Regions from separate parts of the Homo sapiens genome. Here region 2 is linked to region 1. Evidence: chromatin loops called from intact Hi-C (ENCODE). Cell type or tissue: CD4-positive, alpha-beta T cell. All regions are shown on one strand.

The links. Hi-C counts contacts between places; a loop is a spot of excess contacts. Peaks named below come from ENCODE experiments on the same cell type or tissue, not always from the same donor. Only the 100,000 strongest peaks of a DNase experiment are listed, where the experiment ranks them.
Region 2: it touches region 1 in a loop (5-fold over the local background); 11 of 110 quality-filtered maps call a loop at or near these places.

The regions. Positions count from the first base shown.
Region 1 is chr2:45,642,367-45,644,866 of GRCh38, reverse strand. No RefSeq gene overlaps it. Among named protein-coding and RNA genes, the nearest start is that of PRKCE, 8.1 kb to the left of the region's middle. RefSeq lists a silencer at 921-1,130. In CD4-positive, alpha-beta T cell, CTCF peaks have their summits at 832 and 1,032 (motif pointing left); a DNase peak (open chromatin) is centred at 1,026; H3K4me3 peaks cover 514 bases; H3K27me3 peaks cover 1,367 bases.
Region 2 is chr2:46,363,996-46,366,495 of GRCh38, reverse strand. All of the region lies in intron 6 of EPAS1 (endothelial PAS domain protein 1), which reads right to left. Among named protein-coding and RNA genes, the nearest start is that of LINC01820, 29 kb to the left of the region's middle. In CD4-positive, alpha-beta T cell, CTCF peaks have their summits at 1,248 and 1,447 (motif pointing right); a DNase peak (open chromatin) is centred at 1,425.

The DNA.
Region 1 (2,500 bases):
TTTAATTTATTGGCTCCAAATTAAACTAGCCTTAGCACAGTGCAATATAATAATTCTTTCAATAATAATCTATACTATAATAACATAATTCTCAAGGGAACTATGATGTTGATAGAGTTCTTCCTTAAGTTGTTTGGTAATAAGAGTCTTTAAAACAAAAAGACTGAAAGACTTTGTTGTTCTTCAACTTCTATATTTTTGTGTCTCCTCTCCCAATACCAATAGAATTATTGAGGTATTTTTGGCGGATGGTTTGATGCTACCTGTAACCAAGTTTAACAGCTGTCTCCCAGGCTCCCCTGTGGATATTTTACCAATTAGCAGAATGACTGATCTGATTGTTCAGACTAGGTTATATATCTCTAGCACATTCTGGATATTTGGTGAATCCATTTTTATTTCTAATTTACCTTTCAGGATCAACAAGCTGGGGCTAAAGGGCAAGGAATATTGCCTTTTGTCACTGATAAGCATTTGCGTGTAACAGAATGTGTAACCAGAACTGCTTAAATCCACGGGTTCTGTTGCAACACATGTGTTGGAAAGCTGCGAATCTGTCCCACTTTAAGGCCCAAGTCCTCCATGCACCGGGCCTCATCCCCTAGCTGAAGCTGTAACTCCTCCCTCAACTCTCCTACCGCTTCTTCCTCACGTCTCGTTGGAGTTCCTGCCTCTCCCTAATATACTGTAGTATAGTTCTTTGGTACCTGTCTTTGATCCTGCCACTTCCCTAGAGGTCTTTAAATTTGGAGACCCAGGATGACTCATGTTGGTGCTGCTCGGTATCTTGGACATGGTAAATGCAACTTTGTGCTCTATACACATTTGAAATGAGAAGAGTGTGAAATAGTCTTCTTGTGGGTCTCTTCCCTTCTTGCCCAAATGAGTGCCTTGAGGATGGGTGGGTCTCTTCTCTCTTCTGCAACCCACCCGGCAAGCCTGCAGTGACAAAGTCGCTGCGCGCTCTGATGCCGGGCCGCACCGGGGGGCTCCAGGCCGCCCGCGCCCCACTCCGCGAGCCGACAGCGCCCTCTGGTGGACGCTGGCGCGCTCGCCCCAGTGGCTCCCGAGGCTCTCACCGCCTCCGCTGTCTCCGCTCCCTGTGGTGCCCCGCTCAGCCCCGGACCAGCCTGGGGGAAGCGACCCTTCTACGTCCTGGCCGGTCTAGTTTCTCTGTCGTCGGCTACCGGGTCCCTCAGGTCACCCCACCCCGGCCGGAGCCGGATGGAGAGGCGAAGAGAGCCTTGGGTCTAAAAAGGGGTCCGGCGAGTCCGCCTGCCATCCCGGCTTAGCGGGGGACGAAGGGTCGCAGGGTGGGGGCCAGGAGGCAGCCCCTCTCTTCTCCGCCCCAAGAGACTTCCCAAGGCCAAGGTTGGAGGGGGCGGCCGTTAGGCCTGGAGCCAGGAGAACAGAGACCCACAAGAACAGCAGAACAGAAAGCAACTGGGAGGGAGGGGAGTTAGAGGGGAGCCACAGTCCCAGGAGAATTCCTAAGGCCCCGGAGCAGAAAAGGCGGCAGACCCGGGCAAGAAGGGGACAGGCGTGGAGGGGGCTGGTCATGAGGCCGTTTGACCCAGGGTCACAGTGCAGCCACGGTGGAAAGGTGGCTCATTGTCCAGTCTAATTCAAGCTGTGTGACTTAAGTTACCTGCGCTCTGGAAGCTTCATTGGCTCTTAAGTGGAGATTAGAAGAGGCTAGGACTGCTCTGTGGATGAACGGACTATGAAAGTGTCCTGCACATAGTACATGGCCACTAGGACAACAGCGAGCTAGGGGGATAAGCCAAGAGGAAGACCACACGGCATGGGACCACTGCCGTTATCCACATGCCCCAGGCAGGCGGAGGTCAAATGCAGTCACTCGGTGTATGCCAAAACTGTGCCCCCCAACTTTTTTTTAAAGCAACTTGGCTTTTCAAAGTGAAGAATTCTGTTCTTATCGCTGCATTAGAGCCACAGGCCATCTATTTGACAGTTAAATCCAAGTTGGGTTCAGGAAAAATACAGATAAAGGATTTGTGGTCTAGGTTTGTAAGAAGCTAGAATTTGAAGGTAAAGGTATTCGAAGGGCCTTCAGACAGACCACAGAGACCACCCCTGCATTTTCCCAAACCCGAGGCTGCAGGTCAGCTCCTGAAGCTGAGGTGAGGGTTGTGGGAAGTGGCCGTACAATCCCACTGCAGGCATCGCCTCCAGGATGGGAGGTGCTGGGCATGGGAGCAGGTCAGGACCTGCTTGGAGGCTGCTTCTCGTCATCCCAGCACATAGCTGGGCTTACTTTTCTGAAAAACACAGAAGCCATCAGCTGGGTTTGCCCCCAAACCTGGCAACAGCTTAGGAAGGAAGAAAGAATGTCATTCCTCCATCCCACCAGGTATCATGGAAGCAGGTGGCTGGGCTCAGGCCTCCACCTGTCTCCTGGCCGCACCACCCAGCCCTGCTTCCCAGGGACTCTGCTCTGTGGATCACCCCTCACTTCTCTTCTCCACCCTCGTTCCCT
Region 2 (2,500 bases), 720 kb before region 1:
TCAGCCACAAGGAGGCAGAGGAAGGATGAAAGGAAATAGAAAATACAGCTTTAAAGGGGGTTGTTAAATTCTGAAGTTGGTGTTACCCCAAGTAAATACGTGGGTCAGCTCTCTGAGCACTGGACTTCAGAGTGAGATGTGCCTTCAAAATGTAAAATGAATGATTCATTGCTCTTTACTCTCAAAACTGTTTAGAAGCTCTATTCAAAATACACCACCTACAGCAGAGTGCTCGCAAAAAAATTATTCTCTTGGCTACAGCGTGAGTGCTGCCACCTCAAGTGGCAGAAAGAAATCCACCCACAGGCCTGAGAAGGCTCGCTCTTCTTCCCCGCATGTAATCGCCAGCACCCGTCCACGTGCGGTGCAGCGCCACGGTGCCTGACTTCAGATGCCACCGCCTGGAGTCACGCAAGATCTGGCTGCAGTTTTTACCCCTGTTCCCTACACGAGTAAAGGATTTGCTAGGTAAATTAATCATGTAAGCAAGATGGTGAGAGAGTATTTAAACTGTTTAAGAGGATGAAAGTTTTAAGTACTTTGTAACCACCTATTTGTTTTCCAAAGAATGTATCTGCTAATAAATACTTCAAGTCGGCTTGCTTTCCTTCCACACTCTGCCCATCGCCTCTCCTCAGCACCCCGTGATTTATCTCATTTTGGTTTCTATATGTGCTTATAAGCTTTGACACTGCGTTTCCTTACTAATATGTACGCTGTTCACTAACTCAGATTTCAGTGCCTTCGGTTGGTTTTAATATATTTTCATCTAGATTTTGTTTGCTTTAAACAGTACTTAAGCCTTGTGTTTTCCTCAAATACTACATGGTTATATGAAATCTATACAACCAGCTCTGTAATTAACGGGAAATCCATTTCTATCCTGTCTGTGGAGTGTTACAGGGTACCTGTAGGGGTAAGAGTATACATAGGAAGGTTGTGTGTGTGTTTTACCACTTATGGCTCTTTATAGTTCTCCTTACTGACATTATCTTTAGGATCCTCAACGTTTCCCTCACTTTCACCATTTTTACTTATTCTCAACTTCTTTGTAGAAAAACAATTCACCATAAATTTATCCACAGAACTTGGAATGTAGGCATCTTTATTCAACTGTAACTCCTGATATTAATATGTCCTATGTTCCCTAAATGCAATGACAAAACAGGGTTGCCCTAAAGTTCTTTACCTGTAAAAATTGTATGACCCTCTTTGTTGATTTGAAATTTTTACTGTAATTTTGAAACCTCTTCCCCTGGTGATACTGCTCCTATCCACATAATTTGGTTTTATAATTTATTTCTAAGATACAGGAAGACTCCTACAACTGACAAAATCGCAGTGGGATTATATGATAATTAGAAAGGCCTGGCCTCTATCTCCCTGACGGCTTGGCTTCCTTCACAGTTACCTCTTTCACCACTAGATGGCACCTCCACATGAATTTAAGAACCACCCTATTTTAAAGTTAAACTACTTGGGAACAACTTTTGTCTTCCTTTTGGGTAAATGGAATGTTGTATTTTGTACCATTCACTGTGGTTTCATTAAATGGCTTATGTCTCAAACTCTCAACTCCTGAAGATCAGGAATCATCTCTTTTACTTTGATGTAATGGTCTCTGGCACACAGTTACATAGCAGATGCACAGTAAATGACAGTTCGTAACTGGTTGCTCAGTATTTCGGGAAACAGAGTATATTGCCTATGTTTGAGTCGTAAATGAAGAAGAGATCATTAATTCCATTAATAATCAGGATATTTTTCTTTTACCCTGCTACTCAACTTGCTCCCCTTGTCTAGAGCAGTTGACCATAGGTACATAAATGTGACCGACATGAATTGTTATGAAATTTACTTTTAAAAGTATTTACTATTTTAAAAACAATTAATGCAGGACTTAATATGGTACTCTGATCCCTCATTAACAGGAGGACAAATGCATTTTGAACCATCTGTATTCCTTTATTCTATTTCAGATGTTTCAGAATAGGTTGTTTCAGATTCAACTGATTTGACCTGAGAGTTCAATGTAAAATTAGAGTTGTCTTTTCTCTCCCTTCTTTCCTGTCGGTTTTCATCTTTTTCTCCATGACCCTTTTTCTTTTTTTGCTTGATTGTGTCTGTGGTCTCAGTATATATAAGACAAGTACCAAACTGCTTCAAAATTGATTTTGTGGATTCTAACTGCCATACATTTTCTTCAGATTCTAACTTTTCTTGTAGGAAAACAATCCCCTTTGTGGGAATCACAGCACCTTGTGTGTCTCAGATGTCATTAAACCTAGTGAATTTCCTGATTAAAATGGAGAACCCCTCACCCCATTAGGTATCTTGGACAGGCATTGGTTTTTGCAGGATTTGTCTCTAAAGGGGAATTGAGGCGGAGAGTGTATATATGTGTGCATGTGCATATGCTTCTCCCCATCCCACCACAAAGAGTGAAAACAAAACAAGCTACCAAAACCAAAAATATCTCAGGCCTCATCAAAGCAATTAA